4 separate regions of the Homo sapiens genome follow, and regions 2, 3 and 4 are each linked to region 1. A link is a loop called in an ENCODE intact Hi-C map of the cell type or tissue named here. Cell type or tissue: PC-3. All regions are shown on one strand.

Region 1 (8,000 bases):
CCTGGGTAATAGAATACTAGGTCCAGCTCCTGGGCCCTGATACACCTTTGTGGTCACTACGTGGAGTGGACAAGGAAGGGGAAGAGGGACAGTATGAAGAGAGGGAGAAGGTTTTCCATAGCTCCGAATCACACCAAATGTTAGCGTCTGAAGCCACTGAAGTCAAGGCTATTTCATTAACCAACCATCCCTGCCAAAAACCTAATGAGACATAAACGTAAAAGGCAATGATTAGAATAAATCTTCTAATTTACAAGTGGAAAAATGCAGGTTTACATGAAAATTAGCAATTTTAAGCCCTACTGTATATCAATCACAGTGATAAAGACTTAACTTTGAGGCCAGGCATGGTGGCTCGTGTCTGTAAGCCCAACATTTTGGGATGCTGAGGCAGGAGGATCATTTGAGGCCAAGAGTTAGAAACCAGCCTGGGCAACATCGTGAGATCCTATAAAAAATTTTAAAAGTTAGCTGGGAGTGGTGTCATGTACCTGTAGTCCCAGATACTTGGGAGGCTGAGCAGGAGGATTGCTCAAGCCCAGGAGGTAGAGGCTGGAGTGACCCATGATTGCACCATTGCACTCCAACCTGGACAACAGAGTGAGACTGTCTTTAAAAAAAAGAAAAAAAAGATTTAACTTTGCAAAGTAAATATAGCTCACAATAATTTATCATGCATAATATATAAGTATATAAATATAATTGAGATAGCCAATCCTCAAAGAGACATGTATTTGGGATTTTTGTTTGGGATCAGTTCTATATTTGTTTGTCATCTCCCCACCATGCTAGCATTTGCTTCTCCCTCAGGGATGACCCTTACTTTAAACAGTTTATTGTCTTTATCCTTTGAAATTACTGACATCTTGAAGGCAGTAACTATGTCTTTACAATAACAGCCACCATCTAATGGGCGCTTATCTAAATATGCATTACAAATATTTTGTCATTTAGTCCTCAAAAAATATTGATGGGGTAAGTGCTATTATCCTAACCTTACAGATAAGAAAACCCAGGCTTAGATAATTTTTTTGATTTTTGTATCCCCCAATGCACACCCAATACCTGATGTTTTATAAACATTCAGAAAATACTTGAATGTCATAGAGTTTTCCTAGGATAAATGAGCAGAAATGGAGGAGTGAGACAAGACTCCTTTTCTTTGAATTTTAAAACATTCAGAAAGCAAAGGCCCTAGGGCATTCTGCTTTTACCATGTGCTTCCCAAAGTAGGGCCAATCTGAGGTCTCAGGTTGTCTCAGATAGTAGAGAAAATGTTTCTCTCAGAAGCAGTGTCCTCATCTGGAGGGTGTCGTGTCTCCTCTCCTAGGAATTTGTGCTCTACTTGGGGATTGGAGAGAGGCTGGGCTGGGCGGGGGATGCCTCAGGGCAACTCATACTCCTTCCTCCAAGACCCCACCCTGGAAGATCAAACCATCTTTCTAACATCTTGCAGAATAGTTCCATGTAGCTGGCCAAGCTCAGCTCATATCATTCATACCCTTTGTGTACACTGAGTCCCTGCAGACAGTTTACCTGGTGGTGGAAGAGATGGTTCCAATGCCCATATGAAAAACTGAGAAATAAGAGAGACAGGACTGCTGAGAATGAACCCAGAAAGCAACCATTGGTTCTCACGCACATGTGTGCAAGTACACACACACTCAAAATTAAACCCTGTCCTCCTCACTGGTAAGCCATAATTCTGTAGTTGCTTTTGTTATTTTATTCTAATTCTTGTGAGCTCACAGCCCTTTCACCATTTCAAGAGTTCCTATAAATCATTATATAACTAACTTGCAAATCTTCCTCTGGGCCTATGGCAAATTTTACTGAGCAAACAAAAGCAAAAGGCCAGCTGTGGTGCTCTGACCTCTTTTCACTAAAGGAAACTGATGCTTGAATTGTTTATGAATTGCATTATACTTTACATCATGGTATACAATTGTGGATTACAATGTAAGCAAAACCTTTACCTGAATGTACAATGCTCTGATTGAACTAAGCAAAGGAAATGTTTTTTAAGTAACTGGGGGCCCATCAAGTTGGTCCCAAGAATTTGGAAATAGAGTTAAATTGTAAACTCTAGACGTAATGTATCAAGAACATAAAGTCTCCTAAAAGCAAGAGAATAACTATTAAGCCAGAGAAGGACTTTTCTCAAATGTGCCTGTAGTGTGATAACCTGAATGAAGAATTATTCCATGGAAAGGGCCTGACAGCCACAGAAGCATGAAACAACTGAGGGCAGAGTCATGGATTAGCCAAGTCTAACCTGGGGAAAGGAGAATTTTAAGCATTAGGCCACCATTCCTTTGGGACCAATGGCACGGCTCTCCCTAAATTGAGCCAGTTGGCAGAATGTTTTCATTTGTTTCTTTGATGACATCGCACAACACACCAACACCATGGCAAGAGAAGATAACTAAATTAAGAAAGGGTTCAGAAGAAAACTCACAGTTGAGAGTGAAGGGTTGCCACTAAGGGCAACACAGAAGGTTGCTGTGGGAGTCAGGGTAACAGGAAGCTGGAGCTACAGTAGGCAGATTATGTATGGCAGGCTGTGGGGTAGGCTAGGTTTCCAGGGGCTCCCTGTAGATTGATTAATTTGAATAATTTTCACAGGTTCCAGGGCACAGGGGATGTCCCACATTATCTAGTACCTGGCTCTAGAATGGGACATTAGGGGTGGTACAGAGTGGCCCAGAGTACAAGAGCCCCCATCAAGGAGTTGTTGGGGTGCGGACTTAGTCAGCTGCTTAAGAAGGGGAACTGACCAGCCTCCAGCTAGAGCCTCAAAACTGGGTCAAGACTAATTTTTAACAAATAATAATAAGCGGGCCAGGCGCGGTGGCTCACGCCTGTAATCCCAGCACTTTGGGAGGCTAAGGCAGGCAGATCATGAGGTCAGGAGTTCGAGACCAGCCTGGCCAACGTGGTGAAACCCTGTCTCTACTAAAAATACAAAAATCAGCCAGGCATGGTAGCGGGCGCCTTTCTTCCCAGCTACTTAGGAGGCTGAGGCAGGAGAATCGCTTGAACCTGGGAGGCAGAGGTTGCAGTGAACTGAGATAGCACCACTGCACTCCAGCCTGGGCGACAGAGTGAAACTCCATCTCAAAAAAATAAATAAATAAATAAAATATATGTATATAAAAAATAATAAGCTATGTTACACAGAGTGGTTTCATCTTGCATGCCTACTCAGATCCACCACCTAGAGCCCAGTGTTGAAAAGGATTCTAAATCAGAAGGCAGGCTCTGTGGGAAAGAGTGCTGAGATTGTTGGGTGATGCCTGGAAGGATATGGGGGCAGTAAAAAATCCCACAAGCCACAGATTTGCTGGCCTAGATGTTAGAGAGTTACTACCTTGGATTCAAGGGCTACCCTCGAGCAAGATCCTCTCTATAGTGAAAAAGAGGCATTAGCTATCTCTGCCAGGTACTTAGAGCGTTTGGCTAATCTCAAGAGGAGTCTACTGGTCCTTTTTGGCTACATCTTCTAACTTCCCTCATAGTCCTTATGCCAATTTACAATTATATACTTAATAATTATACATATGTGATATGTTTATTATTAGTATCTATTTATTAAGTTTTTTTATCTATTTACTTGTTTATTGTCTATCTTTCTCACTATACTATTAGCTCTAGTGAGGATTTTATTCACCAGAGTAAACCCAGTGCCTAGTAAGATGACACTCTTTCAGAGCCCACATTCTATAAATATTTGTTGAATGAGTGGGTAAACAAAAACCAAAGAAATAATAAATGGATAAATAAATCACTCACCAAGCAATTTTCTGATCCTGGTGGAGCTCTTTTTTAGGAAAGGACAGAACCCTCATCACACTTCCAGAAGTATGTCTGGTATTTCTCATAAGATTATAGCCTGTTATCCCAGTGAGTGCCTTATTCTAATGTGTAATTCAGTTAATGAGGGTCAAGTGCTGGGGACTGTCCACCTCTAGGCACAGCCAAGAGTGAGTCTCTCAGTAGACTATAAAAATAGAGGTCGGATTGAGGCAGCACCCTCTTTCACCCTTAGGGAAAGGTACCTCCCACAGTCTGCCTCTTTCACTCTTAGGGAAAGGTACCTCCCCCAGCTTTATTCCCTATTTACAGTTTCTGCCAGAGCAGCAGCAAAGTCATTGTGTTTGATACTGACTCATGGTTTCTTAGGTTACTGGTTTAAATAAAATCTGCTGGGGCTTAGAAGATTTTTCTACATTGACTTTCATCCTTGCTGCTTAATTAAATCCCTGACCTGGGAAAGAGTGATTTTCAGCCACCTCGCTTTCTGCGGCATCAGCATGAAACTGTGACTGTTGAAATACCAAAATGCCAGTTGTGCTTAATGCTGCAGATGTGACAAGCCTGTTATATTTGGAATCCCTGATGAAGATAGATATTAACTGAGAATTGAAAATGACAGCAAAGGAGATTGGATCAGAATAGCAAAATGAATACGCAAATCTACTTTTGCTCCAATTCCTAAACATGTCAGAAAATACATTTTTTTTAACACATCTATAACAGTACTAGAAAACAAGAACGCATGCTAAGAGAGAACCAGAAATCTTGGGAATTTCCTCGCAGACTACAGCAAATGCAGTTGAATTGTGAACAATGAAGATGACCAGAGACCAAAGAATACTCAGGACAAAACAGCTATAGAAGGGGGAGCACATTTAAAGAGACCCGGAATGCACAGGACTTCACTGAAAAGCGTGAGAGTCTGCAGTGGATTGATTGCATTAATGGCCCTAATTATTCACCCCCCCTCCCCATATTCATGCCCCTGTCATGGGACTTTGCAGTTCCTCCCAAAACAGAGGTGGATGGAGCCTGTTACCCTATCCCTTGAGTCTGAACTGGCCTTGAGACTTGCTTTGGCCAATGAAATGAAGCAAAGTGACAATGTGTCAGTTCTGGATCTAAGCCTTAGAGGCATCATGTGCTTTGCATGTTTCCACGCACTGCTCCTGAACTTTGATCATTGCTATGAAACTGACCTTCCAAGGAATGAGAAATGTGGAATAGGGCAAAGTCACCCCAGTCACCTCAGCAAAAGCCAGCCAACACCCAGGCCTGTGAGTGAGCCATTGGGGTTTTGTGGCTGTTTATCACACAGCATTACTGTGACAATACATAAGTGATACAGTCTCAACTGTATTCATAGCACCGCATTACTACTTATAATGAACAATTGGCAGCAATGATGTTGAACTCCAGAATTAAGCCAACACCTATACTCTAAAGAAAAAGAACCCATGCCTAAGGAGGGCTCTTATGTGAGCATAGAAGCCTGGGAAATAAGAACTGTGTTGAGATAACTCTGGACCTTCAGACCTTCTAGAGGGCATGGAAAAAAGGAAAAGGCAGCTCTACTTAGGAGAAAAATAAGCTGACCTTTTCTCTCACCAGTGGTAAGAAAATCCTCCTTGCTACAGCTATTAGGATAGGAGGAGGAGGCGGCACCATACTGCTTATCTGCTATACGTTCAAGTATCCAAAAGGGAGGAGACGCACCAATTGACACACGCTGCTCCCTTAAACAGAGCCTGTAAATAGCCCTTGCACTTGAAAGGGAGACCCATGGCAGACCATAGGTATAGAATAGCGGAGAAGCCTGTCCACATCCACCTACCTCCATTTTCCATTTTCAGTCTTTCATAAAAAGAGATAACCAAGAAACATTAGATTTTAGAAAAAATACTTGACATAAAAAAGAAGTAATAAGATAAAGGATAGGCCAACTAATTTCAGAGGAAACAAATATTCAGTAAAAGAAAGAAATATTGTTTTGAAAATATAATAATCTCTATACAATCCATTATAACATTGCATCCATGATGGAAAGCCACTTTCAGAACTCTTTCAGAAAAGAATAAGGAAATAATGAGAAAGAAAGAAAAATTTCAGAAATAATAAAGAACCCTTAGAAACTATTTTTTTCTAAAAATGTTTTCTGAAAACTTTTTCTAAAACAATTCTCAGTATTATGATAAATAATAGAAGACAAGCCCAAATACAAAATAAATGATCAGGAAAATAAAATTGAGAAAAAAATTTAAGAACATAGAGGAAAATAAGACTGTAAGTGTGTAAGAAAGACAAAAAATGTGAGGATGGATTCAGAAGGTCCAGTATGTGTTGACAAGAAGTTCCAGAAGGAAAGAAGAGAGAACATCATAGATGGGAGAAAAACATGAAAGAAATAGTAGAGAAAGTTTTCCCAGTGTGAAAAATAACAGCCTTCCAATTGTCACAGCTGTGTTGAATAGAAAGAATTAAACAACAAAAACACATTAGTCTTCAGCCAAACCCAAGTAATTCTTGATGAATGATGTAGAATGTTGACACACACACACACATGCACACATACACAAATCTAGTACAAAACTCCAATTACACCAGCATAAAAGATGGCAGACAGGAAAAATGGAGCTAAGCAAAAGTGTGCTAGGTTTTGAGAGGGTATTGGGAAGGTGTAGATAATGATAAAGATAATGACCAATTCTAGATGTCAATACTAAACAAAAAAAATACATGAACATATCTATGTATAAATGTAAGTGTGTGGGAAGGAGTCTAGAAGGACACACAGGGGACGGGAGGTAGATCATGGGGCTGAGAAGAAGGGAGATTTGTATCTTGAAATTTTGGAGCTTCATGATCATTTATGTATCAAACTACAGGTAACAGTTATTTTTGGCTGGGCTGGATGACTCACGCCTGTAATCCCAACACTTTGGGAAGCCGAGGCGGGCAGATCGTGAGGTCAGGAGATTGAGACCATCCTGGCCAACATGGTGAAACCCCATCTCTACTAAAAATACAAAAATGATCTGGGCATGGTGGCAGATGCCTGTAATCCCAGCTACTCGGGAGGCTGAGGCAGGAGAATAGCTTGAACCAGCGAGTCAGAGGTTGCAGTGAGCCAAGATCATGCCACTGCACTCCAGCCTGGCGACAGAGCGAGACTCTGTTTAAAAAAAAAAAAAAAAGAGTTATTTTTAAAATACAGCATAAAATCATGTTTGCCTTCAATGTGTAATACAGCTATTTTCTTGGTAGGAAGAACTGGTAAAAGTTATATTTACTTTATTTCTATTTCTTTTAAGACTATTTGTGTAAATGAGAAATGATTACTCCTGACTTTAAAGTATGTTATTTTTCTTTTTTTTTCCTTTACCTAACTCATTCATTCTTCATTTTAGGCCAGGAGACATAATTACTCTTTTAGAGGATTCCAATGAAGACTGGTGGAAAGTAAGTGTTCCTCTTTCTTTAAAAAAAAAAGAGAAAATCATTTGGTAACTATTATAATACATGCTACAATTGTGGATGCATGCCTCCTTTTTCCTTTCAGGGGAAAATTCAAGACAGAATTGGCTTCTTTCCAGCCAACTTTGTTCAGAGACTACAACAAAATGAGAAGATTTTTAGATGTGTTAGAACCTTCATTGGGTGTAAGGAACAGGGGCAGATAACACTGAAAGAGAATCAGGTGAGTAAACCACACAAACACATTCCAGATATGAGCCAAATAGGGTGTCATTTTAATAAACTTAATAATATGTATAAATCTGAATGAGTGGGGTCACATTCAAAGTATTCACTTTGAGAAAAGATATACTTACTCCAATGATGTCAGTGTTGTAGGAGCTAAACATGCAAACTAAAATTTTAGGAATCTCACTTGGTGATACCTGTTCATAAACGAAACGTGATAGTGGCAGGCGACGACATCTCGTCCCCCATGCTCTTCTCAGAAGACCACCGGTCTCTGATGTGGACAGCTTCTCTCATTTGGGCTCTGAGTTAGCGTCCAACAAAGGTGTGGTTAATTCTTCAGTGCTCTCTAACAAATACTTCGTTATTAGTTGTTGCTATTAGGAACCTCTTGGGTTTTCTTATCTGGACTCCAAGTCTCTACCTATTCACTGAAGCCCATAACACCTTCATATCATTGCAAAAGACACGGACTAAATTTA
Region 2 (8,000 bases), 110 kb before region 1:
TTCAAAATTTTGCAGATTTAACTTCTCACAATAATATTTTGGATTTATCAAAAATCTACATATGCCCATGGGAGTATAGCATATATGTGCTATACCAGTTAAATATATTAACTGTACAAGTTAAAGATAATTTTGACTAAAAGTAACAGACAGAAAAACCTAACTTACAATAATTTAAGCAAATATGGGTCTGTTTTTCTTACATAGCAAGAAGTCTGGAGGTGGGAAGTGGCTGTCTTAGTTCAACTACTCAGCAAAGTCATGAAGATCTTCCTTTGCTCAGCCACCTTGTCTGGTTGGTTTATGTACTCTTGCTTATTGCATTGAAATGGCAGGAGGGCTGCTGTAGCTTTTGACATTACGCCTATGTTCTGGACAAGAAGGAAAGAAAGAAAGGGAGGGACAATCATGTTCTCTCTTTTATTAGGAAAGCAAAACTCTCGAGAAATCTACATTGGATGTACATTTCATTGGCCAAAACTGTCACATGGCCATTTCTAGCTGTAAGGAAAGCTGGATACATTGCTGTTCCAAGAAAAATAGAGGTTTTTTTTTTAAAGGGAAAGAGAAGTAGGAATTGGAAATTGGGTATACAACTAAAAGAGTCTGCAGTGGGAGGAAAGAAAGCCTTTCGGGGGAAAAAAAGACTGAGAACTGCTTTAAGAAACATACAAAGTGCCAAAGATATTCTTCTACATTGTCATTTGTCAGTTTTATTCTTTCACATTTAGATTTTTAATTCAACTGTAAATTTCTGTGTGGCATGAAGAGACAAAGGAATCCAATTATCCTAAACCATTCTTATACTCACAAAATTCTACACACACTCACTCACCTGTTTCAGGGCTCTATGTTTGATTCAATTCCATTGATATATATGGTTTTACCTAAAATATTACGTATTTTTTTAATTCCTATGGTTTTGCAGTATGTCTTAAAATCTGGTTGGGATATCACTATCTTTGCTCCTCTTTCTAAATAGACTTAATCCAATCTACAAGGAATTTACAAATTTGGGGTGGTGAGGCATACATTTCGTTATGTACCCAGTAGTCATTCAGGAGCAGGTTGTTCAGTTTCCATGTAGTTGAGCAGTTTTGAGTGAGTTTCTTAATCCTGAGTTCTAGTTTGATTGCACTGTGGTCTGAGAGACAGTTTGTTATAATTTCTGTTCTTTTACATTTGCTGAGGAGTGCTTTACTTCCAACTATGTGGTCAATTTTGGAATAGGTGCAGTGTGGTGCTGAGACGAATGTATATTCTGTTGATTTGGGGTGGACGGTTCTATAGATGTCTATTAGGTCCACTTGGTGCAGAGCTGAGTTCAATTCCTGGATATCCTTGTTAACTTTCTGTCTCATTGATCTGTCTAATGTTGACAGTGAGGTGTTAAGTCTCCCATTATTATTGTGTGGGAGTCTAGGTCTCTTTGTAGGTCTCTAAGGACTTACTTTATGAATCTGGGTGTTCCTGTATTGGGTGCATATATATTTAGGATAGTTAGCTCTTGCTGTTGAATTGATCCCTTTACCATTATGTAATGGCCTTCTTTGTCTCTTTTGATCTTTGTTGGTTTAAAGTCTGTTTTATCAGAGACTAGGATTACAACCCCTGCTTTTTTTTGTTTTCCATTTGCTTGGTAGATCTTCCTGCATCCTTTTATTTTGAGCCTATGTATGTCTCTGCATGTGAGATGGGTTTCCCGAATACAGCACACTGATGGGTCTTGACTCTTTATCCAATTTGCCAGTCTGTGTCTTTTAATTGGAGCATTTAGCCCATTTACATTTAAGGTTAATATTGTTATGTGTGAATTTGATCCTGTCATTATGATGTTAGCTGGTTATTTTGCTCATTAGTTGATGCAGTTTCTTCCTAGCATCAATAGTCTTTACAATTTGGCATGCTTTTGCAGTGGCTGGTACCAGTTGCTCCTTTCCATGTTTAATGCTTCCTTCAGGAGCTCTTTTAGGGCAGGGCTGGTGGTGACAAAATCTCTCAGCATTTGCTTGTCTGTAAAGGATTTTATTTCTTTTTCACTTATGAAGCTTAGTTTGACTGGATATGAAATTCTGGGTTGAAAATTCTTTTCTTTAAGAATGTTGAATATTGGCCCCCACTCTCTTCTGGCTTGTAGAGTTTCTGCCAGGAGATCAGCTGTTAGTCTGATGGGCTACCCTTTGTGGGTAACCCGACCTTTCTCTCTGGCTGCCCTTAACATTTTTTCCTTCATTTCAACTTTGGTAAATCTGACAATTATGTGTCTTGGAGTTTCTCTTCTCAAGGAGTATCTTTGTGGCATTCTCTGTATTTCCTGAATTTGAATGTTGACCTGCCTTGCTAGGTTGGGGAAGTTCTCCTGGATAATATCCTGCAGAGTGTTTTCCAACTGGGTTCAATTCTCCCCATCACTTTCAGGTACACCAATCAGACGTAGATTTGGTCTTTTCACATAGTCCCATATTTCTCGGAGGATTTGTTTGTTTCTTTTTATTCTTTTTTCTCTAAACTTATCTTCTCGCTTCATTTCATTCATTTGATCTTCCATCACTGATACCCTTTCTTCCAGTTGATCGAATGGGCTACTGAAGCTTGTGCATGCATCACGTAGTTCTCGTGCCATGGTTTTCAGCTCCATCAGGTCCTTTAAGGACTCCTCTGCATTGGTTATTCTAGTTAGCCATTCATCTAATCTTTTTTCAAGGTTTTTAACTTCTTTGCGATGGGTTCGAACTTTCTCCTTTAGCTCGGAGAAGTTTGATCGTCTGAAGCCCTCTTCTCTCAACTCGTCATTCTCTGTCCAGCTTTGTTCTGTTGCTGGTAAGGAGCTGCGTTCCTTTGGAGGAGGAGAGGTGCTCTGATTTTTAGAATTTTCAGTTTTTCTGTTCTGTTTTTTCCCCATCTTTGTGGTTTTATCTACCTTTGGTCTTTGATGATGGTGACATACAGATGGGGCTTTGGAGTGGATGTCCTTTCTGTTTGTTAGTTTTCCTTTTAACACTCAGGACCCTCAGCTGCAGGTCTGTTGGAGTTTGCTAGAGGTCCACTCCAGACCCTGTTTGCCTAGGTATCAGCAGTGGAGGCTGCAGAACAGCGAATATTGCTGAACAGCAAATGTTGCTGTCTGATCATTCCTCTGGAGGTTTCATCTCACAGGGGTGCCCAGCCGTGTGAGGTGTCAGTCTGCCCCTACTGGGGAGTGCCTCCCAGATAGGCTACTCGGTGATCAGGGACCCACTTGAGGAGGCAGTCTGTCGGTTCTCGGATCTCAAGCTGCGTACTGGGAGAACCACTACTCTCTTCAAAGCTGTCAGACAGGGACATTTAAGTCTGCAGAGGTTTCTGCTGCCTTTTTTTCAGCTATGCCCTGCCCCCAGAGGTGGAGTCTACAGAGGCAGGCAGGCCTCCTTGAGCTGCGGTGGGCTCCACCCATTCCAGCTTCCCAGCCACTATGTTTACCTACTCAAGCCTCAGCAATGGCAGGCGCCCCTCCCCCAGCCTCGTTGCCACCTTGCAGTTCAATCTCAGACTGCTGTGCTAGCAATGAGCAAGGCTCCGTGGGCGTGGGATATAATCTCCTGGTGTGCTGTTTGCTAAGACCATTGGAAAAGCACAGTATTGGGGTGGGAGTGACCCAGTTTTCCAGGTGCCATCTGTCACAGCTTTGCTTGGCTATGAAAGGGAATTCCCTGACCCCCTGCTTCGGCTCACCGTTGGTGCACTGCACCCACTGTCCGGCACCCACTGTCTGACAAGCCCCAGTGAGAGGAACCCGGTACCTCAGTTGGAAATGCAGAAATCACCCATCTTCTGCGTCGCTCACGTTGGGAGCTGTAGATTGGAGCTGTTCCTATTTGGCCATCTTGGAACCGCCCTAGATATTTAACTCAACTGTAAATTTGTGTGTGACACAAGGAGAAGAAGGAATCCAATTTGTCCTAAACCATTCTGATATTCACAAAATTCTACATGCACTCACCCATCTGTTTCGGAGTTCTATGTTTACATTCAATTCCATTGATATATATGGTTGTATATGGTATTTTATAAATATCTATTTATTAAAAATAAGTATCATGTATTTTTAACATTCTTGTGGCTTTCTAGTATGTCTTAAAATCTAGTTGGGCTATTACTCTCTTTGCTCCTCTTTCTAAATAGGACGTTGGCTCTTTATTCTGGTTCCTTTATTCTGTAATATAATTTTTATTGCAGATGTTAATTTGTTCAGTATCCTTTGGGAATTACTTTTAATTTTTATAGTAACTTGGAAAGAATTGACTTACTAAAAATGTTAGTCAGGCCAAGCATGGTGGCTCATGCCTATAATCTTAGCTACTCTGGAAGCTGGTGTGGGAGGATCACTTGAGCCCAGGACTTCAAGACCAGCCTGGGAAACATAGTGAGACATGGTATCTCCAAAATTTTTCTTAAAATTAGCCAACCATGGTGGCACATGCCTGTAGTCCCAGCTACTTAGGAGGCTGAGGTGGGAGGATTGCTTGAGCCCATGAGTTTGAGGCTTCAGTGAGCCATGAGCTTGCCACTGCACTCTGGTATATCATTCATAAACATGGTATACCTTCCTATTATTCAGGTCTCTTTATATACACTTTAATAAAACATTTTAATCATCTGCACAAAGTTATCCTTGCTGCTATTCAGTCCTTCTCTTGGGCTCTTTATATCAAGTCTTGTATTTTTTATGCCCATCATCTCCAGTCGGTTCCCTGTGAAAGATTGCTTATTCTTGCATCATGCCTCTGACATTGCCCCTTAATTCTTTAGGATATGTATTATGCATATATTAAGTTTATATTCTATTCTGGCCCAATCATTGTCTTCTCTATGCCATGTTATTTTTTCCTGAGGGCTATATTCCCCTGGGAGTATTTGCTGCCTTGGCTGGTAATTTGTATGTGGTCAGGGAAGCAAAAGCACAAGCCATTGAGCATGTCCCTTGCTCTTATTTGAGGAGTGAGTAATGCACCAAAGAGCAGGCTTCCTCTGGTACTGTTACCTGGATTCAACCACTCCCTGTTTATAACCCCCATCACCCAACCAAGTAATGCTGCTTTTCAGGAAACTTCCCTGCATTTTCACATTAGGCACTTTTTTTTGGCCAGGGAGAACTTTGGGGCAGGTCTTTGGCCTACTCCTGATATATCTGCCCCCCATGGCACCAGGCATCCAAAGATTCTCTGCGGCCCCACAGCCTCCAGTGTGCCCCAAACTGGCATTGCTGCATAAATGCTCTGCATGGACAAGAGTGTAGGAGGCAATGAACTTCCTAAAGCCATGTAGGAGAGGGAAGGGCCCTCCTTAAAACATGATACCCTGTGTATGCCATGGTGCTCAGCTCTCTTCTAAGTTTAAGATGTTTTTCCCATATAAATGGAACCCAAAGGCCTAGTAGTGTCTCTCTTTTCCTGTGTCCTTGGAGCCTTCAACCTTCTTCCTGTCTATGTAGCACATCCAGGAATGGATTCAGGGGAATCAGCATAGTTTATGTTCACTCTTCTTACAGTCCAGTGTACTTATACACACACAAACACTCACACAAACACACACACACGTATATAAATTTTTCTATTGTTTGCTTTACGGTTTACAGCCAGAGTTCTCAGAACAATGTAAATAATAGTCTTTGTTCCTAGAATAAACCCTATTTGACCACAGAATATAATTGAAAAACATATTTATTTGGTTTCCTAGTATTTTACTTAAAGTTTCTCTTTGTATTTAGAAAGGAAATTGGTTTGTAGAATGTGGATGTTTCTATATTTCTGTTCACATTCTCTTCACCGGGTTCCAGCAAGGGAATAGTATAGGTTTGAAAAAAGATGAATTGGATCTATGCTATGGGACAGATTATGTATTATAGAATTTATGTGTTCCTTAACATTTTGGAGAAACTTGCCCATAAAAAACCAGTCCAGCCATTCCTTTGCAGATAATTATTTAAAAATCATTTTCCATATTTTCTTTGATGTTTAAGCTAATCAGCTATTCTTTCATTTTTAAATTAATTTTAGCAATTTACATTTTCCTAGAGAGGTTATTTTTTAAGGCCAAATATTCAAGTATATGAGTGAAGGTTCTCAAATCATTTGCATTTGTGGTTATACCACCTTTCTTATTCTAAATTTTGTTTTAGTGGGATATTTTCTTTTCCTATTGATTAGACTAAGTAAATTTTTCTATTTTAACATTTTTTTCAATAAACTAGTTCTTTGATTTATCTATTTTATGATTTTTCGGTATCTCTCCTGATTTCTTAGGCCTTCCTTTGTTTTTCTTTTTATAATTTTTTAGTTGCTTCTTGCTTCATCAATATGCACTATTTCCTTTGTAACAATGAACTCTTTAATGGCTTTGAAGTTACTCTTAAATACAACTATGATTGTATCTCTTAAAGTTTTTACACTTATTATTTTCATAACTATTTTTTAATACCCTGAAACAGAAGAGGATGTGTGTGTGCATGCATACATGCTAATGAGAGGTGAGGATTAATTTCCAGTTGTTTAGGTGTTTTAATGTTTGCCTTTGGGTTATTAAATGATTCCACAGTTCTGTGCTAATAGAATGTGGCTTGTTTAATCATCTATTCTGAGGAACTCATTGAGAATTCCTTTGTGGTTTCTCATAAGGTAATTTTTGGTGAGTGTTTCCTAGGCACTTGAAAATAAAATTTATTTACTGAAGTGTAAAAATCTTAATACTCTCGATTAAATCAATATTATAAGTTCAATTGTTCATATATTTTATACTTTCTTTTACAGTGTGAGATTAACCATGGATTGAAGGATATCAAAGTATTTTACTACTGATTCATTTCTTTCTATTTCTTCTTATAGTTTAAAATATTTATCTTTGACCTGATGTGGTGGCTCACGCCTGTAATCCCAGCACTTTGGGAGGCCGAGGCGGGCAGATCACCTGAGGTCGGGAGATGGAGGCCACCCTGACCAACATGGAGAAACCCTGTCTCTACTAAAAATACAAAATTAGCCAGACATGGTGGTGCATGCCTGTACTCCCAGCTACCCGGGAGGCTGAGGCAGGAGAATGGCTTGAACCTGAGAGGCGGAGGTTGCAGTGAGCCGAGATCGCGCCATTGCACTCCAGCCTGGGCAACGAGAGTGAAACTCCGACTCAAAAAAAAAAAAAAAAAGAAATTATCTTCAATAGTCTAATGTCATGTTATTTGGTGCACAATAACATAATTGTTTAAACTTCATTTTGGATTGTACCATTCACCACTAAGTTTGACTCTGTCTCACTAACTTCTTTTAACTTAAATTCAATTCTATCTAATATTAATACTGCAAAGCCCTCCTCTTTCTCAGCATTTGTCATTCTCCTTCCTAATTCTCTTATTTGTTCTTTAGGAGTTATTTTGGCTTTAGTGTGGCTCTTTGAAACTGCATTGTAAATTTATTTAATTGGAACATAACCCATTAACGTTTACTATGCAGAGGCAAAGGGAAAAACCTCTCCTTCACCCCCTAAAGGTTCACTGAAAAATCAACACACAAAAGGCAAATGAGTAGAAGAAATGGCATACAAATTTGTTAGTGTGTGTGTGGGAGAATCACAGAGTGATTGTACCACCACACAATGGGGTAAAGATGGTTATACACCCTTCTTCTTAGGAGAAAGGGAGATGAGGAAGTGTGGATGACATAAGGGGGCAGCACATGATTTTTAGGGGAATTCAACGGGCTTGAAGAACATACAATGGCCTGACAGAAAGTTTTTTGGACCACCCTCAGAGCAGACAATGGTTTATAACAAAAGTCTGTTCAGGTCAGGGAAGAAGAACTGTTTTCTTCTTTGGCAGGTCCAGACTTTAGGCAGATAAGAGGACTTCAGAAAACAACCTCATCCTGTGCTTTGGAAAACACAGAGGATTGAGAGACAGGAGCAGGGGAAGGCCCGAGACACCATAAGGCTGCTTCTTCAGCTCAGCCTGTCAAAGCACCATATTTGGGGCA
Region 3 (8,000 bases), 560 kb before region 1:
CTTTGGATATTTGTTTAGTGTTTATGTGAAGGTGTTATTAATAATCAATTATATATTAACAAAAATTAGATATCTCTTCTTTATCAAAAATAAAGAATTTTTACATGTGCTAAATATAAAATAATTTTTAACATATTTGTATTTATCTTTCATTTCACCCTTTTCTCCACTAGTTATATTTAAATGGTGTTACTCATTGGCACTCAGAATAAAGTTAATTTACATGAATATACTTCCAAAAATCATGTTCAAGCTGTTTTAAAGTTTCTTTCTGGCTTTTGTACTGGAAAGCACCGTTCTGAAGGTCTTGTTGTTCCTTCCTTTCCTCAGTGATTTTCCAAACCAGTCATCATTTCAGCAATTGCGTTATTCTGTTTTGCATTGCTATAAAGGAATACCTGAGAATGGGTAATTTGTATAGAAAAGTGGTTTATTTGGCTCATAGTTCTGCAGGCTGTACAAGCATGGCAGCAGCATCTTCTTTGGGTGATGCCTCAGGAAACTTTTGCTTATGGTGGGAGGTGAAGAGATAGCAGACATGTCACATGGTGAGGGAGGGTGCAAGAGAGAAAGGCGAAGGTGCCAGACTCCTTTAAACAACCAGCCCTGGCAAGAACTAAGAGAGTGAGCACTCACTCACTACCACAGGACAGTATGAAACCATTCATGAGGGATCTGTCTCCATAACCCAAACACTCCCATCAGGTTCCACCTCCAACATTGGGGATCCCATTTCAATGTGAGATTTGGAGGGGACAAAACCTTCAAGCTACATCAGCAATCAAATGAAAAATTTTGAAATGTATATATTGACATAAATTGCTTTTTTTCCCCTGAAGACATCACTGTAGCATGCAGGAAGCCATGCAGTTTTATGATATCCATGGTTCATGAGTACTGACTTTACGAAAGGCTGGTTGCAATAGTGGCAACATGCTAAGATAAAACTCCTCCCAGGAACCAGATATTGCTAGCCAAGAATTGTTTTTTCAATTGTTAAATTCACACTCTAGGATTCTGTTGACTTCAGCTGGACTGAATCCAGATTACATTTCACTAGGTACATGAGAATTCTGCACGGAAATCTAAGTTTATGCTTGTGGTGCTTTTATGCTCCTATGGAGTGGCCACCTGAAAATTGCTGCTCTGGTTTATCCTTCAACCAGCTCTTGGTTTCCATTACGCTCACTGAGCTAAAGCTTATGTTTGGAAGTTCTCAGACATTTTCTCTGTTTAATTGATTTGATGAGAATTTTTACTTAGACTGCTCATGTACTGATGAATGCCTGATGAAGATAGCCACAGTCAAAAGCCAACAAGGCAGCAGTGATTCCCACACTAGATACTAAGTACCTAAGTGCATTTAGTAGCCTTTGTGGAAGGAGAGTGATGAAAAAAAATTGAGTCCTATTTTAAAAGATTTGTCTTGCTCTACTGACATCACGGAGCTGCCTTGAATGTTGAATATGTTTGTATATATAAAAGTACCTTTGCAAACAGAGGTGCTAGTTCATCATTAGTGTCTGGAACAATAACTTCCAATGGTTATCCTCTCTACTTTCCATTGGTAGGAATGAAAATACCAATACTTAGGTAAGTATCAGGTATCACATGAAAATCAATATCTGCTTTGACTTTTTCCAATCCTTTTTCTTTTCCACTTATTCCTCCCTAAGAGAATACTCAAGAAAGTAAGTTGTAAAGTGGAAGTTTTACTTAGTCTCTACCCAGATGGCATAAATATTTCTAAGTAATTTTTCTTTATAGATAGTAGTCAAACAACTGAAACATTATCAGAGTTATTTTAAAAGCTACCCTTCTACCCTACCCCCCAAAATATGTTCTTGAGGCTTTGATAAATAGAAGATGGATTTTGTTTTTATTTAAAATATAAAACTTCAAATTTGCCCAGGACTTCTCATATTGAGCTGGGTGGGGGGGGCACTTGAAACTTAGGAAGTTAATAAGAAAAAAGTTAGACACAACTGAATAGTCTCAGTTACTTATCCTTAGAAATTTAAATCAAATCCTATAACCTTTTTAAGGTACAACCAATTAAAAAAGACCTTAGTGTGATACAGAACATTTTGAGGGATGATTTGCAAAAGCTTATAACAGTAGATAGAAAGACAGCATGCTATTTCTAAACAAAGCAATGTAAAAGATTCTGATGTAGAAATGTTTGCAAAGGAGTAAAGCAAAATTGAAGGTGAGAAATTGCTATCCAAAGTGTTCTATTGTGTTTTGTGTGATTATAATCACTTTGGGGAGAATGAGAAAAAGAAGCAGAGGGACATACTGGAATAAGCAGGAGGAAGAAGGCAAAATCATTTCCTTGAATGTGAGCTCTATTGTTGAATACAGAAAGTCCAACAGAAGGTAAGAAATCATATGTAGAGCTAAGACAAGGGCATAAATGAGTAGATAAGTGGCAGAGAATGGGGCTGAGTTTCTAATATTTTTATATGCACTGTGTGGATAGCTTAACATTGAGAATAATGTAGGGAAGCATTGTTAACTGTTTAGACACCATAACTTCAGACTCATGATTCAGTTTGGGCAGAAAATAGCACCAAGCAGGAAGAGATAAGGGAAGAAAGGAAAAACAAAATTAAAAAAAATATATTGATTAGTACATCCTGACACATCGTTAAGTACTTTACATGACTTATCTCATATTGATGTCATTCACTATTTTTCTCCAGTTATGAGTAATACTATTCTTAATGAAACTTAATATAGAAAAAATAAAAAGTATTTATAATCTCACTACCTTACATGTCTGTAAACCACATAGATTTCATAGAATTTATGCCATAAAATACAGCGTTATACATAATGGTTGGTTTTTGTCTTTTTTTTCTGCTTGCCATGGTCCTTGTCACATTATTACCTACTCATGGAAAAACTAGTATTTAATGACATCCCTTGATTATTACCTTGTAAGTTCCTTGGAAGATGATATCAGAATTGGTCTCAACCCTATATCAAATATCTATATTTATTTTTCGAAACTTTTTCTTCAAAATGCACTATAACAATAAAAAAAAAAAGCAGAGATAATGCTAGCTTCTCCTAACACTTTCCTGTAGAGAAATTTGTGGATCAACTAAGAATGAGCCCTCACTGATTACATGGCAAAATGTATCCATGTGGATACAAACCTGTCTTTGTGGCTAATGATGACAATTTTAAAAATAATTATAATTTGGATATCTGTATTTTCTCTGTTTACTATTTCATACCAATTGCCTTCTGGATATAAAATATTTAATCATACACTCAATCATAATTAAGCATTTCAGGATATTGGGTATGATTATATACAGTAATAAAGGGGTGATGTTAATATGATAGTTTTTCGTGCTGCCTCAGTTATCTGGAAATTATGACAGCCAAGTCACATTAGCATGTTATTGCTCTCTGAGGTTAATAGCATGCTATTTAATGTGAAAAACCAATAAGATAAGCTGGGCCTCTTTTTCCTAAGGTTAAAATGACAAAGGGCATGGACTTCTATGTAAATTTTTTTTATATAGAATCTAATTAACTGTATTGATTAAAAATATAGTTATATTTTGAAATAGGTAAATATACACACACACACACACACACACAGATAGTATTTTCTGCTCCTTTAAGCTTCTATTGTAGTAAAAGGCAGAACATTGAGAGAGAATAAAGCCAGGCTAGAATCAACCCTAACCCTAACCCTAATATGTGTGCGTGCGTGTGTGTGTGTGCGCGTGTGTGTGTATTTATCTATCTATCTCATAAATATAATAGGCAATGTGTTTCTAAGTTTCAATATGTTACTGGGGGATGACACAATAATAATGCATTCAGATATGAAAGGAAAGGATTTAATCCTTCCTTACAAAGGGAATAATCTGGAATTCATAGAGGCTGTTCAAACAGTCAGTGTCAGTTGGTTTAGTTGCTCTAAATTACAAAGCCTCCTAGTATAATTGTACATATAAAGTTGGTTGGTTTTACTGAGCCTTTTCCTTGGTTTCCAATAAAAACAAAGAATATCAAGCAAACAAAAACTAACAATGGGTTGTTGCCAAAAAAGTTGTTCTTAACACTGAACAAAAAAAGAAAAATGTAATTTTGTATAATAGCATCTCTTCTGCTAAATCATTATCTCACATTTATTAGATCCTTAGCATTTTTATCTTATAATAAACACTTTCCCTTTCATTTTCCTATCCTTTAAGCTCCTTTTGTAGTAAAAGGCAGAACGCTGAGGGAGAATAAGGGTAGAATCAATAGAATAAGTTTTACAGTGTCAAATAGACCAAACTTGGTTCAATTTATAAGACAGGGTAGATGTTTCATTGCCAACTTGAACTAGATCTACACTGAGGCCCATTTATTTCACAGAGCTGATAGAAAGTTTTCTTGTTGCTGTTCCTAAGGCACAAAATTGATTTCTCTAAATGAAAGTGTAAAATTATTTCAATAAAATTGCTGGCACCCTTTTTTCTTTACTGTAAGCTCAACATGTAAAACCATATTTAATTCAGCATTTCCCTCTCTCAGTTGTCAGTACTCCCACAATAGAAATGGCATTCATTTTTAGGCACAGTGAGTGAACAAAAGAATCGAGAATCTACATTGCAAAAAAGCTATGAACTGGCTTACTTTTTCTGATTACTCTGGTGTGCATAGCAATCCCGTGCTGGTGGAAACTGTTTTGAGAACATACCCACATAGAACAGGAGATGGAGCTCTTGACTAACATGAATTCAAGTTGCCTACCATCTTTTTAGATTAACATCATTTACTTTATCCTACACAATTCAGAGACTCCCAGAAATCAAGGCTAAGTAATTTCCCCTGATTATCAGTTATTTGTGTTAGGAAGTATTCAATTTGGGGAATTAAAGTCCTTCCAGACTCAGGGTCATTACTTTAAAACAATGAGAACTTGAAGCAGAAGCTCTGAGTCCCAGAATTGTGAGATTCAAGGAAATCACTGCACTGGGACAATGCTCCACAAAGAATGTGTGTGTGTGTGTGTGTGTGTGTGTGTGTACCTATGACAAAGGTAAGCCTTGGCTCTCTTTGACACTAATAATTGATCTTAACAGTCTCATGTAAAGTATCTGCAAATGCAGATTTAAGACCCTTCTTTTAGCCAATTGTTCCATCCAAAGTCCTTTTATATAAATAGTGGAACTGCTTCTGGGGTCTGTTGATTGACTGACTTTTGAAGATGGCCACACATGGCTTCTGTTTCTTTTCTGAATATGATCTTTTCTTCTCAATATTCCCATTTTGTTTTCCAGCTTTATTCTAGGTACATTTTCTTTCATTGTTTTTCTCTTTATATTCTATTCTAATGGTATGAAATAATTTTGGAAGTAAAAACCCCTCACAGTTCAAAAGAAGGAAGTGAAAGGGCAGAGTTTTAGGCATTATTCTTTGTGGCAAAATACTAAAGAGACAATTATTTCTTAGACTTGTGAATAATTGTATTTGCTGGACTTTTCTTCCTGTATTTGGCCCATTAGGAATTTTCTAAATTACTCATCCATGTGTTGAAGTATAACCCTCTTTAGAAAAAGCTTCTGTGACACCTTAACTGAAACCACTACAGTTCAAGGTGAATATATGAGAGGTCCCCATTGGACAAAACACTCTGCATAAAGCGCCTTGGAAATGGCTCTTATTAGCTCATCCTCTTTGTTTCATTCCTAGTGAAGTCACTCACTGAAGAGGGAGTCAGCAAAATGCTAGTTAAGTAATAAACAAGGGTGAGAAAGACAGGTTAGACCCCCACTCACAGCATCTCATCTCAGCTTTTGCAAACTTGAGTGAACTTCATATAGAAATTACCTGTGTTTCTAAGCCAGGCAACTATGGACAGCGCTCACACTTACCACTAGGTTTCTGAGCCCATGAAGCAGTCTTCTCTTTGCAGCCTCTAAAAAACAGTGCTTCCTTCAATTTAAGTTTTGGGTTAGGAGAGGATCCAAAAGGGTTTTCTTTGCGTCCTCCTGAAACAGTAACACTAGAGGTAAAAAATGGCTTGATATTTATTTATAATCACTAAAAGGCAATAAGGTAAGGCTATTATCTTCAATGAAGATGTATTCCATGCAACCCACTGTGCCAGATATATTGGCATATATTTTCAGAAGAATACCTAGGAGATTGTGTTATCCTATAAATTGTATAATAAAAAATCCTGTGGCTAAAACCTTGCTGTGGAGCAGAGGTGACACATATGCAGACATGATACAATGTCTGTGCAAAGTGTGACAAGTCACAGAGCATCAGTGGCAAGGAGGGAGTGCAGCAATGGTTGGTGTCAGCAATGGTCAGGAAGGACTTCTGAAAAAGGGAAGTTTAACCTGAATTTTGAAGGATGGATAGGATACCCTTGGACTGACAGGACAGGAAGGAGAAACTGAAGACAGAGAAGAATAGGGTCATGCTGCTGGCAGATGAAAGCACAGGGGCATGGAAGAAAGTTATGAGGAGTCCTGTTTTTGCAGAGTGTGAAAGACTGAAGTTGGGGGCATAGAGAAGTATGCTTTTGAAGTGCTTGCTTGTGCTACCTGTTGCTCACTCTTAATCACATAAGTGATAGGGGCATGGTAAATGGTTTGCAGACTTACTCCGAAATTTCTCTTACTATGTGGAAAGGAAAGAGGATACTGTTGTCTCAGTGCCTCTTAAGTCTCCAAGATTCCTAGTGTGGTGAGGATAACATTTGAATTGGAGTTTTTAAGAACTTGAGGCTGTTAGGCATATATTTTTAGAAAAATGTTTCACATGTTTTCTAATTGTAGTGAATTTGTTATGTAAAGAAGTTCTACGTTGTTAGATACTGTGAATCATGTGACATATTTGATTTGTAACAAGCCAAAATCAGAGTTTCTTACATTGAATAACATGGTGCTTTTTTGGAAATGGATAATGCAGAGTGCTCATTATAAATGTGCACAACATATCATTTGCCTGTGAATAAGCCTATCAGTAACAATTTATATGTGATACTCTGTCAGGCCTGGTGATAAGCAAGCTCCTTTAATGGAGATATAGCCTGTGTAGTTTCAGTTGGTGGCATTTGTGGGCACTATTTGACAGGAACAAGGAAACAAGATTATTTTTGGTTGCAATTTACTTAATTTATGGGAAAGAAATATAGCAACAAGAAACTGTGAACCTAGACTTAGGAGGACTTCAATGGAGTACATTTTAGCATTATACTTTTGAATTCTATATGAGGTATTCTCTGTTTAATCTCTGGTGAAAACAATGCTTACATTGTGTGGTTAATTTAGGACTTAATAGAAAAAAATAAGTATTTTCCTGAAAACATAGCATGTTCCTTTTTTATAAGATAATCTATAATTGTCTCCTTTATATTAGCTGTAAAAATCACTTATAATTAATCACAATGTCCATATTAGCCTGGCATTTCTTATGTTTATATTCTGTTATTGCTCCTTTAGTGATCCTATTTAAATTTTAGCAATAGTACTATAAAAGAGTCTGTTATATATTAGAGATACTATTTTTCTTCTTTCTCTTTTCTTTTATAGGGAATGATATTATCATTTGCTCCTAGTGTAAGTATGATCTGAAAGTTACAATGAAACTTATATTCATTTGCTGATGAAGACTGGTCCCAGTGGTTTTCCATAATTATATAGATGTAATATTACTAAGCATCTATTGCTGGGGGGAAGATTTGAGAAAGGCAATAAAAGGATGTTAGGAAACTTTTTAGATTTCTATCATGGATGCCCTTATAGCCAAATCTAGTCACAAGTAAAAAAGTAGGTTAATTTGGAGGGCTTTTTTGAGAGAGAAAATAACAGTACGCATACTTTAAATGTGTAATAAGAGTAATAGCTTTTTAAAAAGAGTTTGAGGGGTCTTGAAATTTATCAAGTCTAATAATTTCTTCTTACATATGAGAAAATTGAAATACCAAGGGATTAATGACTTTCTGAGTATCATGCATTAGAACACAGATTTTT
Region 4 (8,000 bases), 62 kb before region 1:
ATTTCTTTTTTTCCCCACAGATGCTTCATATATACAGATTATCCTGGTAAATAATTGGGGATACACATAAAAACACCTGAACCAAAGCATATACAAAGTACTAGGGAAAGCCACAAGTGGAAACAATAGTTCTACCTCAGGAGGAAGAGGTCAATGAAAGTTCCATGAAGAATGTAGTATTTGAGTTGGGTATTGAAGGATGAATAGGAGTTAATGACTCTCTACCAAACTATCTACAGTTCTTAGCAGCAATATCCTGTTGTGTACCAAGAATCAAAACATCCCATATTTTCTTTAAAATAAAAGCATGACAGAATCAATTTTTAATTTTCCAGAAGTTAATACATAGTGTACAGATTGCTCTAGCTTAACCATTGTCTCTCTTTTAATGAACTCCTCATTTAGGAGGCACCATATCCAAAAGGAAAATCAAATGGTTTCATGATTTGGTTTTCGTCAGAAACAGTATTTTAAAAGACTTCTCGGCCAGTTTATTCTTTTATTCCTGATTTCCAAATTATGATAGATCAAAGAACTGGTATCTTGGCAAAACCAGAAAATCTAGCTAGAAGGTTTCAGGTAAGGCTAGTTGATGAAAGAGGGGGAGAATAACTAAGTAAAGGACACCAGACAGAAATGCAATGTCAGGTATGCATTAAGTCAGACCTCCTTTAGGATTCTAGCTCTACCACTCACTAACTAGTTAATCTAGTAACATTGTTTAAACTCTCTGATCCTCAATTTTCCATCTGTTAAGTGAGGAATAATAGCTAACTTCAAAGAACCATGTTAGAGAAAGTGTATGCAGTCTCTACTTGGCAACCTTGAGCACAGTCCTGTGTCAAGTGACCTTGATCTTTATTATCTCTCAGTTTCAACCCTTCAGGAATAAAGATGAATAGTTCTTCTATGCAAAGGAAAGAAGAGGGAATCTGTAATCAGGATACCTGTGTTCAGATCTCATCTCTGCCCCATTCTTGCCCTATAGCCTTAGACCAAGCACTTCCCTCAGCTTGGAAGAACCTGAGGAACCTCAAGCCAGGTTCCTCAGCTATTAAAAAAAATAGCTGAAAACAACTTTTGCTCTACATTGCTGGTTTTCAACTGGAGCAATTTGCCTCATACTTTAGCAAATAAAAAGATACAACACCCAGTTAAATTTGAAATTCAGATAAACGACAAATTTTTTTAATAGGTCACTGGCAATATTTGGGACACACTTGTCCCATGCAATATTTGGGAAACACTAACACACAAAAAAATTTATTATATGAAATTAAAATCTAATTGAACTTTCTGTATTTTATCTGGCAACCCTACCCCCAGGGGACATTTGGCAATTTCTGGAGATATTTATGGTTGTTACAACTGTAGGAGAAGGGGTGCTGCCGGCATTAGTGGGTAGAGGCCAGGGATGCTGCTAACTATGCACAGGGCAGCCCTGCACACATACACAGAACAAAGAATTACCAGGCCTCAGTGTCAGTAGTGCAGAGGCTGGAAAACCTCGGTCAGAAAATGTGGATTAAAAAACATGCTTTGAAGTTTATAAAGCATTGAAAACTAACTAATATGGTTAAAAGTCCATACTACCCAAAGCGATTTACAGATTCAATGCAATCCCTATCAAAATTTTCAAATGTCTTTCTCATAGATGTATAAAACACAATTCTAAAATTCATAGGAAACCACAAAAAAATCCTGAATAGCCAATTCTTCAAAAATAATAACATTTCCTTTCAAAAATATGTAGTGTTTTATTTCTTAATATAAGAAAATATGCTCACTATGGAAAATGAGGAAATATGAGTAAGCAAAAACAAGAACAAGAGGAATTACAATTCCACAATCCAGATAGACATATTATTAACATCTTGGTGTGTGCCCTGCTAGACTTTTTTACATGTATGTATATGCATATTTTGAATGAGAGTTTTCTAAATATTTTGCATGTACTTTTCAATATTTATTTTTAGAATCATTTTATGAAGTTCCCCACCCAAATCCCATTGATATTTCAACTCGAATTCTGGTAAATCTGCAGAACCACTTGAAAATTGGCATCCCTTCAAGAAATGTTTTTCTTATTTAATAAGCATGCTGAGTATTATTAATATCAGACACCTTTGCATTTTTTCAAACTTAAATAGGAATTCATTCAGCAAATACTTATGGAGTATCTCCTCTTGTGCTAAACCCTGTTCTGAACACTTGGGATGCATCAATGAACAAACCAGGCAAAGATCTTCGCTCTCAAAGAGTTGACATTTTAACTGGGGAGACGATGGATGGATGATGGATGAATGGATGGATAGAGATGAATAGATAGGTAAGAAGGTGATTGATGATAGGTAGATAGATAATTTTCTAAGGTGATAAATGATATGGAAAGAAGGAAAATGTAAAACAAACAAGAAGAGAAAGAAGTGCAGAGGCAGGGGGCAGGTTGCAGTATCACATGAGGTGGTCAGAATGAGAGTCATCAAGAAGATAATATGAGTAAATTTTGCAGAAAATGAAGGAACTCCTGGGAAGAAGCATTCCAAGTGAATGAAACAGCTAGAGCAAACCTCAAAGCAGAGCATACTTGGTGTCTTTAAGTAACAGCCACAGGCCAGTGTGGGTCTAAAACAGAGAGAATAAAGAATACAGAGTAAAGGAGCAGAGAGATCTTGTGCAACTCTGTAGGCCACTGCAAGGACTTTGGCTTTTATTCTGTAGGGTAATTAACAGGACATGGATCTAATTATACTTGCAAATGGTTGGTGTTGCTGTTATGTGAAAAATAGACTTCAATGGCGTGGGGGCGAGGATTGACGCAAGCAGAACAGTTAGGAGGCTATTACAGTAATTCAGGTAAGAGATAAAGGTACAGCAGGAAGAATAGAGACAGGGTCAGATTGTTCATATATTTTGAATGACTCCAACAGGATTGATTTTCTACATGTTGGCTGTATGGGAAAAATAGGAGATGGGGATGCTTCCAAGGTTTCTGGACTAAGCAACTTGAAAAATGGAGTTTCCATCAACTTAGATAGGGAAACTGTCTACTATAAGTTTTGGAGTACGTGAAGTTGTGTAGATTCTGGAGTATGCATTGGGGGAAAATTCAGTGTTAGTCACGTTAAAATTGAAATGTTTATTTGACAGCCAAGCCAAAAGAAATAAGTGTCAAGCAGTCAGGTGTATAAGTAGGTCTGGAGTTTGAGAGTCTTGTCTAGATTAGAGATATAATTTTGAAATAATCATCATATAAATAGTATTTAAAGGCATAAGACCTTTGGATATGAGCCAGGGAGTAAGTATAGACAGAGAAGAGGACCAATGACTGAGCCCTGGAGCCCTCCAATGTTAAAAAGTTGGGTAGAAGAGGAGGAACTAGCAAAGGGACTGGGAAGGAGTGACCAGTGTGGTAGGTGTAAGCCAAGAAAATGTGTTGTCTTCAAAGCCAAAAAGGAAAATAGATTGAGGAGAGAATGATCAGCCTTGTCAAATGTTGTTGATAGCTCAATTATGGGAAAGACTTTGACTGTGGCACTTAGCCAAGTGGATCATGGTGTCTAGTAACCTTGATGAGAGCAATTTTTGTGGATGGTAAGGAAGAGATTCTAATGTTTCCACATTACATATCATAGAAATTTATTTCACATGTGTATTCCTTATTATAATAGGGAAGTACCCTTCTGTCCCATATTTAGTCACAGTTTATGTCAGAATGAGAAGTCTATTTATATGATTGTTATAATATAACAATTTTATATGATTGTTAGGTTGACAGCTATTTTTCATAATAAGTGATCTTTGCATTCCTGGGAAAAAAAACCTGACAAGATCATGTGACTCTTCTTTCTGTACAAGGTGGACTTTGTTTTGCTAACATTGGATTTAAAATTTTTACACTTATAAGTAAGATTGATCTGTAGTTTCTCTTCTTTGCTTCGAGAAATTTTGGTTTCATTTTTAGTGCAACTTATAAAATTAATTAAGAAGCTTTTTTGTTATATTGTGCAACTTCATAGAAGGGAATTCTCTCAATGATTTGATAAAAAGCTATTCTTACAATTGTGTAGACAAGGTACCTTTTGGCAGGGGTTCCTGAAATAATTTTTCTTTTAATTTCATCCTCAGTCATTAGGCTAGTAAAGTCTTCTCTCTGTCCTCCTTGCACCTTTGATGGAATATATTGGAGCCGGGCTTTGAATCCAGGAATGTGTGGCTCTAAAATCCATCCAAAATCCTGAAACACAAGAAGCATACGTCTGTGTCTATAACAAAATCTCTCATTTTAATTTTTTTTAATTTTTTTTGGTAGTTTTTCTTTTTTTTTTTAATTATACTTTAAGTTTTCGGGTACATGTATGTGCACATCGTGCAGGTTAGTTACATATATATACATGTGCCATGTTGGTGTGCTGAACCCATTAACTCGTCATTCAACATTAGGTATATCTCCAAATGCTATCCCTCCCCCCTCCCCCCACCCCACAACAGGCCCCAGTGTGCGATGTTCCCCTTCCTGTGTCCATGTGATCTCATTGTTCAATTCCCACCTATGAGTGAGAACATGCGGTGTTTGGTTTTTTGTCCTTGCGATAGTTTACTGAGAATGATGGTTTCCAGCTTCATCCATGTCCCTCCCTACAAAGGACATGAACTCATCCTTTTTTATGGCTGCATAGTATTCCATGATGTATATGTGCCACATTCTCTTAATCCAGTCTATCATTGTTGGACATTTGGGTTGGTTCCAAGTCTTTGCTATTGTGAATAGTGCCACAGTAAACATACGTGTGCATGTGTCTTTATAGCAGCATGATTTATAATCCTTTGGGTATATACCCAGTAATGGGATTGCTGGGTCAAATGGTATTTCTAGTTCTAGATCCCTGAGGAATCGCCACACTGACTTGCACAATGGTTGAACTAGTTTACAGTCCCACCAACAGTGTAAAAGTGTTCCTATTTATGCACATCCTCTCCAGCACCTGTTGTTTCCTGACTCTTTAATGATCGCCATTCTAACTGGTGTGAGATGGTATCTCATTGTGGTTTTGATTTGCATTTCTCTGATGGCCAGTGATGATGAGCATTTTTTCATGTGTCTTTTGGCTGCATAAATGTCTTCTTTTGAGAAGTGTCTGTTCATATTATTTGCCCACTTTTTGATGGGGTTGTTTGTTTTTTTCTTGTAAACTTGTTGGAGTTCATTGTAGATTCTGGACATTAGCACTTTGTCAGATTATTTTTAATTTATTTTTTTATTTCAATAGATTTTCAGGGAACAGGTGGCTTTGGTTACATAATAAGTTCTTTAGTGGTGATTTCTGAGATTTTGGTGTACCTATTACTTGAGCAGTGTACACTGTACCAATGTGCCGTCCTTTATCCCTCACCCCTGCAAACTCTTTCCCCCAAGTCCCCGAAGTCCAATGTATCTTTCTTATGCCTTTGCCTTTTCAAAGCTTAGCTCCCACATATTAGTGAGATCATATGATGTTTGGTTTTCCATTCCTGAGTTATTTCCATTCCTGAGTTATTGGAACAATAGTCTCCGATTCCATCCAGGTTGCTATGAATGACATTATTTTGTTCCTTTTTATGGTTGAGTAGTATTCCATGGTGTGTGTGTGTGTGTGTATTTTTTTTTTTACACATTTTCTTTATCCACTAGTTGATTGATGGGCATTTGGGCTGGTCCCACATTTTTGCAGTTGTGACTTGTGCTTCTGTAAACATGCATGTGCACGTGTCTTTTTCGTATCATGACTTTTCCTCAGGGTAAATAGCCAGTACTGGGATTGCTGAATCAAGCAGTACATCTACTTTTAGTTCTTTACAGAGTCTCCACAGTTTTCCATAGTGTTTGTACTCATTTACATTCCTACCAACAGTGTAAAAGTGTTCCCTTTTCACTACATCCATACCAACATCTATTTTTTAAATGTTTTTATTATGACCATTCTTGCAGGAGTGAGGTGGTATCACATTGTGGTTTTGATTTGCATTTCCCTGATAATTAGTGATGTTGAACATTTTTTCATATGTTTGTTGGCCATTTCTATATCTTCTCTAGAGAGCTGTCTATTCATGTCCTTAACCGACTTTTTGATGAGATTGTTTATTTTCTTCCTGATTTGTTTGAGTTCCTTGTAGATTCTGGATATTAGTCCTTTGTTGGAGGTATACATTGTGAAGATTTTCTCCCATTCTGTGGGCTGTGTGTTAACTCTGATGATTATTTATGTTGCTGTGAAGAAGCTTTTTAGTTTAACTAAGTCCCATCTATTTATCTTTGTTTTTGCTGCATTTGCTTTTGGGTTCTTGGTCATGAAGTCTTTGCCTAAGCCAATATCTAGAAGGGTTTTTCCAATGTTATTTTCTAGAATATTGTATTACTCAGGGTTCTCTTAGAGGGACAGAACTAACAGTACTAAAGGGGAATTTATTAAATATTAACTTACATGATCACAAGGTCCCACAACAGGCTGTCTGCAAGCTGAGGTGCAAGGAGAGCCACTCTGAGTCCCAAAACTGAAGAACTTGGAGACCGATGTTTGAGGGCAGGAAGCATCCAGCATGGGAGAAAGAGGTAGGCTGGGAGGCTAGGCCCATCTCTCTTTTACAAATTTTTCTGCCTGATTTATATTCACTGGAAGCTGATTAGATTGTGCCCACCAGATTAAGGGTGGATCTACCTTCCCCCGCCCACTGATTCAAATGTTAATCTCTTTTGGCAACACCCACCCAGACACACCCAGGATTAATACTTTGTATCCCTCAATCCAATCAAGCTGACACTCACATTCAGTATTAATCATCATAAATATTTATGGTTTCAGGTCTTAGATTTAAATATTTGATCCATCTTAAGTTGATTTTTGTATAAGGTGAGAGATGAGGATCCAATTTCATTCTTCTACATGTGACTTGCAATTATCCCAGCACCATTTGTTGAATAGGATGTCTTTTCTCCACTGTATGTTTTTCTTTGCTTTGTCACAGAGATCAAGTGGCTGTAAGTATATGGCTTTATTTCTGGGTTCTATATTCTGTTTCATTGGTCTATGTGCCTATTTTTATACCAGTACCATGCTGTTTTGGTGACTATGGCTTTATAGTATAGTTGGAAGTTGGGTAATATGATGCTTCCAGATTTGTTCTTTTTGCTTAGTCTTGCTTTGTCTATGTGGGCTCTTTTTTGGTTTCATATGAATTCTAGGATTGTTTTTTTCTAGTTCTGTGAAGAATGGTGTTGGTATTTTAATGGGAATTGCATTGAATTTATAGATTGCTTTTGGCAATATGGTCATTTTCCCAATATTGATTAAACCCATTCATGAACATGAGATGTGTTTCCATTTGTTTGTGTCATCTATGATTTCTTTCAGCAGTGCTTTGTAGTTTTTCTTGCAGCTATTCTGGAATGGATTGAGTTCTTTACTTGATTCTCAGCTTGGTCACTGTTGGTATATAGCAGAGCTATTGATTTGGGTACATTAGGTTTGTATCCTAAAACTTTGCTGGATTCATTTATCAATTCTAGGAGCTTTTTGGATGACTCTTTAGGGTTTTCTAGGTATAGGATTGTATCATCAGCAAATAGCGACAGTTTGACTTCCTTTTTACTGATTTGGATGCCCTTTATTTCTTTCTCTTGTCTGATTGCTCTGGCTAGGTCTTCCACTACTATGTTGAATAGAAATGTTGAAAGTGGGCATCCTAGTCTTGTTCCAGTTCTCGGGGGGAATGCTTTCAACTTTCCCTTGTTCAATATAAATGTGGGCTGTGTGTCATAAATGGCTTTTATTACCTTAAGGTATGTCCCTTCTATGCTTACTTTGCTGAGGGTTTTAATCATAAAGTGATGCTGGATTTTGTCAAATGCATTTTCTGTGTCTATTGAGATGATCGTGTAATTTTCATTTTTAATTCTGTTTATGTGGTGTATCACATTTATTGACTTACATATGTTAAACCATCCCTGCATCCCTGGTATGAAA

Evidence for each region. A loop is a pair of places that touch in the nucleus more often than their neighbours do. Peaks named below come from ENCODE experiments on the same cell type or tissue, not always from the same donor. Only the 100,000 strongest peaks of a DNase experiment are listed, where the experiment ranks them.
Region 2: it touches region 1 in a loop (5-fold over the local background); 2 of 110 quality-filtered maps call a loop at or near these places.
Region 3: it touches region 1 in a loop (5-fold over the local background); 2 of 110 quality-filtered maps call a loop at or near these places.
Region 4: it touches region 1 in a loop (5-fold over the local background); 2 of 110 quality-filtered maps call a loop at or near these places.

Annotation. Positions count from the first base shown.
Region 1 is chr3:36,521,473-36,529,472 of GRCh38, forward strand. STAC (SH3 and cysteine rich domain) reads left to right here. Exons shown (of 11, transcript NM_003149.3): 9 at 7,224-7,275; 10 at 7,376-7,513. Among named protein-coding and RNA genes, the nearest start is that of STAC, 140 kb to the left of the region's middle. In PC-3, no CTCF peak of the experiment used is centred here; a DNase peak (open chromatin) is centred at 4,139; H3K4me3 peaks cover 332 bases; H3K27ac peaks cover 1,252 bases.
Region 2 is chr3:36,411,888-36,419,887 of GRCh38, forward strand. All of the region lies in intron 1 of STAC (SH3 and cysteine rich domain), which reads left to right. The region is part of intron 2 of LOC124906227 (a long non-coding RNA gene); the gene reads right to left. Among named protein-coding and RNA genes, the nearest start is that of STAC, 35 kb to the left of the region's middle. In PC-3, no CTCF peak of the experiment used is centred here; a DNase peak (open chromatin) is centred at 4,964; H3K4me3 peaks cover 413 bases; H3K27ac peaks cover 1,982 bases.
Region 3 is chr3:35,961,377-35,969,376 of GRCh38, forward strand. No RefSeq gene overlaps it. Among named protein-coding and RNA genes, the nearest start is that of MIR128-2, 220 kb to the left of the region's middle. In PC-3, a CTCF peak has its summit at 4,728; a DNase peak (open chromatin) is centred at 4,715.
Region 4 is chr3:36,459,193-36,467,192 of GRCh38, forward strand. All of the region lies in intron 2 of STAC (SH3 and cysteine rich domain), which reads left to right. Among named protein-coding and RNA genes, the nearest start is that of STAC, 83 kb to the left of the region's middle. In PC-3, no CTCF peak of the experiment used is centred here; no DNase peak of the experiment used is centred here.